Linked DNA regions of Homo sapiens: region 1 is linked to region 2. The links are chromatin loops, found by intact Hi-C in ENCODE. Cell type or tissue: heart left ventricle. All regions are shown on one strand. Links, peaks and the distances in the headings refer to the core of each region. The heading gives the core; the rest is flanking DNA.

Region 1 (2,915 bases), core at 259-2,758, 110 kb before region 2:
GGCAGGTGTGGTGGCACGCACATCTGTAATCCCAGCTACTCGGGAGGCTGAGGTAGGAGAATCGCCTGAACCCGGGAGGCAGAGGTTGCAGTGAGCTGAGATCGCGCCACTGCACTCCAGCCTGGGAGACAGAGTGAGAGTTTGTCTCAAAAAAAAAAAAAAAAAAAAAATTGCCCCTTCCACCTCTGTCCCCAGCCACCCAGTTTCCCTTCCTGAAAGCAACAATCAAAGTTATCAAATTGCTGTGTATCCCTCCAGAGGGCTCCTTAAATCTAACTCTGTGCCCATTGCACCAAGCTAGAGAGAATTTAATCTTAGTCATGTTAAAGGATACACATTTTTAAAACGTGTAATCATGACTTTCACACAAATATAAAATGAACATGGGCCCAAAATTGTATTTAACTCATTAAATAATGAGGGAACTAATAAGGTTCGAGTTCAGACTAGTTGGAACCAGTCTGAAGAGGAGTTCAAAGAACCACACCTATTTATGCAGGTAAGAAATGCAAAGTCAATTTGCAAATAGATGCCAAATTGGCCTGTCCATAGGGCAAATAATCAATCACCTCCCACCTGACATAGCTAATTTGCATTTCTATAGATGAAAATCCTTTTCACTAGCATCAGTTTTCTATAGCTCAAAGACAGTAAAAGGCAGAGATAAGCAGAAAAGGTGTGTTTAGATAGAACACTTCATTATCTTTTCTTTGTCCACTTTGGTCTTTCTCAGTTGTTTCTGACAGTCACTTAGATGGACCCCTTATGCCCTCTGCTACACTCTGCACACTCCTGAGGTACATGAAGGCACAGAGATCTATGTCACAACAAAAATTCAGGAAGGGTCCTCCAGTTATTGTTCTACACTGGTTACTGCTAATTGTTCCATGTCCTTGCCATGGTTCTATGGAAGGAGAGGTCCTCTGTTGCTTTCCTGATGCTTTATTTTAGGTTCCCAGAAGCAGACCCTGAGATAAGGATTTGAGAGCAGAGAGGTAGTTTATTTAGAAGGTGAAGGCAACACTGGTAGGGGAGGGAGAAAGTGAGGCAGAAATGGAAAGACAGTAATTAAAGGATTGAGTAACCAGAACTTAATCTCATAGGAAAATTATGGGAAACATTGCAAAGCCCCCTCTTTGGAAGTACACCAACTAAAGGGCAAGGGAACTGGGGCCTTTATACTCCAGCTCCCTGGAGTCACTGGTAAAGGGTTGCTCCCAGGAGTGTTAATTCTGTGGCTCTATTGGCCTACTCTAAAAAAGAGCAGAGCAGCCTTCCAAAGCTTTAGAGAGACACCTAAGGCACCGAGATGCACCTACTGGCAGTTGGAAGTCCACAGAAACACACAGAAGGAGTGGGATCTAGAGATGTAGACAGAACACCCATAGAATCCACTTCATACCAGGCTTGGATATGCAAGCCTTGGCCGGGCCTCAAGTAGGAAGCCTGAAACCTAACTCTTATGCCTTGCACATCCTCCCCACTCTAAGGTCCTGCCACCTCCTGTCTCAGGCACTGTGAAGGAGAGGACATGGGTCCTGCTACTTACAAAATCACCAGCCCCTGTCCCTTTCTAGTCCTGGATTTGTTTCTCCTCCCCGCTAGAGCTTTGACCTCCCTGCTCCCACAGGTGTTCATTTCTTGCTCCAGTTTCACACTAGGGGGCAGGCTACCCAAGACAAAAGCCAAAATAACAGCCTGCCTTTGATCAACTTTGAAACACATTTCCCTAGAAGCAATAGAAGCTGAAGTCCCAATAACCTTCTTGAAATAGGAAAAACAAGGAGAACGAAACACAAGTCATGTTTCAAACTTTATCCTGCCACATAGAACAGAAATAGTGAAAATGTGGCATCTTCTTTCCATCTCTGGTGATCTGATGGTTTCTGAAAAAGAGCACTCTCCCCATTTGTTTCTGGGATTCCTCAAAAAATAGTAAAATGAAGGCCGGGTGCAGTGGCTCATGCCTATAATCCCAGCACTTTGGGAGGCTGAGGCAGGCCAATCACTTGAGGTCAGGAGTTAGGGACCAGCCTGGCCAACACGGTAAAACCCTACTAAAAATATAAAAATTAGCCAGGTGTGGTGGTGGGCACCTGTAATTCCAGCTACCCGGGAGGCTGAGGCAGGATACTCACTTGAACCTGGAGGCAGAGGTTGCAGTGAACTGAGATCACAGCACTGCACTCCAGCCTGAGCAACAGAGCAAGACTCTGTCTCAAAAAAAAAAAAAAAAAAAAAGAATGAAAACTCAGCTAAACTGAGGACTGCTTCAGTCACAGCACTGAAACAATGGTCGACCTCCACTCCCCAGTGTTTGGAAGTTGTTTTCCAGATAGTTTGATCCTTATGGGAATCTGTCTTCCTTCTTAAATTAGAGCGCTAGTGTATATTTCTCCTTAATCCTGGACTAGGAAGTGGTAGTAAAAAATCCTGCCTTCTTGCACATTTTATTTTCTCATTATTTTAAAGTTATTTTACCTTCTATGGTCTCTGATGAGGCATGAAGAAACTGCCATTTTTTGAAAGCCTAGTAAACATCAGCAGCTCCACACCCATAATCTCTCTTAAAAGTCTCCACAACGCTGAGGTGTAAAAAGCATTTTTAAATGGGGATTATGGTCCAGAGAGGTTAAGAAATTTCCTACAGGTCACAAAGCTACAGTTGGAACTAGGATTCAAACATATTCCCTCTGATATTATCCACTATACCATGATAGGTATTTTCCTTATTAAATCCTAACTGGACTTTGTATCTTGAAAGTCTCCACAACACTGAAGTGTAAAAAGCATTTTTATATGGGGATTGTGGTCCAGAGAGGTTAAGAAATTTTCTATGGGTCACAAAGCTACAGTTGAAACTAGGGTTCAAACTTATTCCATCTGACATTTTCCACTATACCATGATAGGTATT
Region 2 (2,915 bases), core at 177-2,676:
CCTGGATGGGGACCACAAGACCAGATGAGCCAGTTTATCAATCTGGGTGGTGCCAGCTGATCCGTCAAGTGCAGGGTCTGCAAAATGTCTCAAGCCCTGATCTTAGGAGCAGTTTAGGGAGGGTCAGAATCTTGTAGCCTCCAGCTGCCTGACTTCTGAACTATTTCTTTTTTTTTTTTTTTTTTTGAGAGAGTCTCCGTTTCCCAGGCTGGAGTACGGTGGCGCAATCTCAGCTGACTGCAATCTCGGCCTCCCAGGTTCAAGCGATTGTCCTGCCTCAGCCTCCAGAGTAGCTGGGATTATAGGCACACAACCATGCCTGTCTAATTTTTTTTTTTTTTTTTTTTTTTTTTTTTTTTTTTAGTAGAGACGAGATTTCCCTATGTTGGCCATGCTAGTCTCAAACTTCTGAATTCAAGTGATCCGCCCACCTCAGCCTCCCAAAATGCTAGGATTACAGGCGTGAGCCACCATGCCCGGCCCTAAACTATAATTTCTAATCTTGTGGCTAACTTGTTAGTCCTGCAAAGGCAGTCTAGTCCCCAGGCAAGAAGGAGGTTTGTTTTGGGAAAGGGCTGTTATTGTCTTTGTTTTAAACCATAAACTAATTTCCTCTCAAAGTTAGTTCAGCCTACACCCCGGAATGAACAAGGACAGCTTGGAGGTTAGAAGCAAGATGGAGTTGGTTAGGTCAAATCTCTTTCTCTGTCTGTTTTTTCAGTATTAAGACAAAGGTGGTTTCGGTATTAAGACAAAGGACACTAGCAGGTTACTGAGGGCTATGTGTATTCAGGACACTATACTAGATCTCTTAATGTAGTATTTCGCTTCATCCTCACAATAAATCTGTGAGGTTGAGGCTAGTGCCCCCATTTTACAAATGAAAAACATGAGAATCAGACAGGTGAAATAATTTGTCCAAGATCACATAGGTAGAAACTAAAAGATTTGAGATTTGCACTGTGCTGTCCACTCCACAATCCCATTGCAATTGTAGGTCTTCCTCATAGTTCTGAAATCTAAGATTCTCAAAGGCAGTGACTGCCAGGGTCTGGCACATAGGAGAACTTAATCAATAACTAGTCAATCAGTCTGTCTGGTTCTCAATGCCCACCACCGTGCCACCTCCCTACCAGCTTTATATATGTGCAATTCTGCCTTAAATTTACTTTCTATCCTAACAAGTTCTTGATACATTCATTCTCAGTACACATTTTCTTAAAACTCAAAGTTTTCTTTCTTCTTTTATCCTTCTGCCCCTTGGGAAAGCCCACTCATTTCCCTGCTCAGACAGCTGGTTTGGGAAAGTTGCACGCAGCAAACGGGAACAGCTTACCCACTGAACCACCATGCAGTAACAGGAGCTACATTTGGAATTCACAGTCCAGAAAAATGTCCAGCCTGCTTACAAAGCACCGGTAGAGGCTCAAAGGAAAACAGATACAACATAATCCTTTTCTTTTGCTAAATGACATCCTCATTTACATCCTCACCATATTAATTCTCTTTGTTTCAACTTAACTAAAGTCAAAGACAGCTTCTCAGGAAGTGTTATTCACATGTATTAGACAGCCTAAAATGACAAAATGTTCTAATTCCATTCGTGGATAAAAGTCAATTTGACACCAACACTAAGCTGTTATTTTTCAAATAACAATGGTAATGTTTAATTAGAATTTAACCTGGCTGCTTGCTTTCATTTAACAACGTACAGTACGCTGGTGGTTTCCTGACGAAAGCAAAGATTGACGTCCAATGTAAATGCTGCATTTCAAAAAAAGCTGCACACTACTAGTGTCTAATTATGCATAACACTCTGCCATTAATTACTAATATTTCAAGTGGCTTGGAGGGTTAGCTGGTCTTTAGCCCTTCCTATTATGACCACAGGTAAGCTTAAGTCTTTGTCAGATTATCACAATTGCTTTTAGTGATTACTTCTATAAACCAAGCCTACAAAAACCCTCCTAAATGTTTAATTATATTTCTTGATCTGTTTTAACTAAAAAAGATAATAGAAGAAAGCATCTACCATCATGCCCAGCACATAGTAGTTGCTTAATAAATAGTAGCTATTAACATAGTAAATAATCGGCTGGGTGCAGTGGCTCATGCCTATAATCCCAGCACTTTGGGAGGCCAAGGTGGGCGGATCATCTGAGGTCAAGAGTTTGAGACCAGCCTGGCCAACATGGTGAAACCCCGTCTCTACTAAAAATACAAAAATTAGCCAGGCATGGTGGCAGGCGCCTGTAATCCCAGCTACTCGGGAGGCTGAGGCAGGAGAATTGCTTGAACCCAGGAGGTGGAGGTTGCAATGAGCTTAGATCGTACTATTGTACTCCAGGTTGGGCAACAAAAGCAAAACTCTGTCTAAAAAAAAGAAAAAAAAAAAGTAAATATTCATACTTTTTTACTTGATCATTCATTACCAGAGTCCCGAGCTACTCACTGATGCAGTAAGTTTTCTTTCCTTCTTTCCTCTCTTAGACTCCTGCAGTCCATCGTCTCTAATATCCACTCACTGCTTCATTCATTCATGCCACACACACAGTCACAGAGCACTTGTTCTGTGCCAGGCATACATTTTCTCTAGATACTGATTCCTAATGAAATCTCCCTCTTGGAGACCCCCAATGCATATATTAGAGGCTCTGAGAAGTTTTATCTATCTATCAAATAGAGGATGGATAGATAGATGATAGATAGATAGATAGATAGATAGATAGATAGATAGATAGATAATGGATTAACTTTCAATATTTTCCTTACTTATGGACCTCTTTTTCCATGGACACCTATTACCATCCCAGCACAATGGTGTTCTAAGAAACACACTTTGGGAACAGTGCAGGACCACACCTGACACACTGTAGCACACTCCTGACCAAGATTCTGTCCTCGACCAAACTCTA

Evidence for each region. Peaks named below come from ENCODE experiments on the same cell type or tissue, not always from the same donor. Only the 100,000 strongest peaks of a DNase experiment are listed, where the experiment ranks them.
Region 1: a loop joins it to region 2, with 3 times the contacts of the local background. A loop is called at or near these places in 37 of 110 quality-filtered maps.

The regions. Positions count from the first base shown.
Region 1 is chr4:17,345,980-17,348,894 of GRCh38, forward strand. No RefSeq gene overlaps it. Among named protein-coding and RNA genes, the nearest start is that of SNORA75B, 27 kb to the left of the region's middle. In heart left ventricle, for the core only: a CTCF peak has its summit at 1,667 (motif pointing right); no DNase peak of the experiment used is centred there.
Region 2 is chr4:17,460,835-17,463,749 of GRCh38, forward strand. LOC124900676 (a long non-coding RNA gene) reads right to left here and starts at 53. Exons shown (of 2, transcript XR_007058072.1): 1 at 1-53. In heart left ventricle, for the core only: no CTCF peak of the experiment used is centred there; no DNase peak of the experiment used is centred there.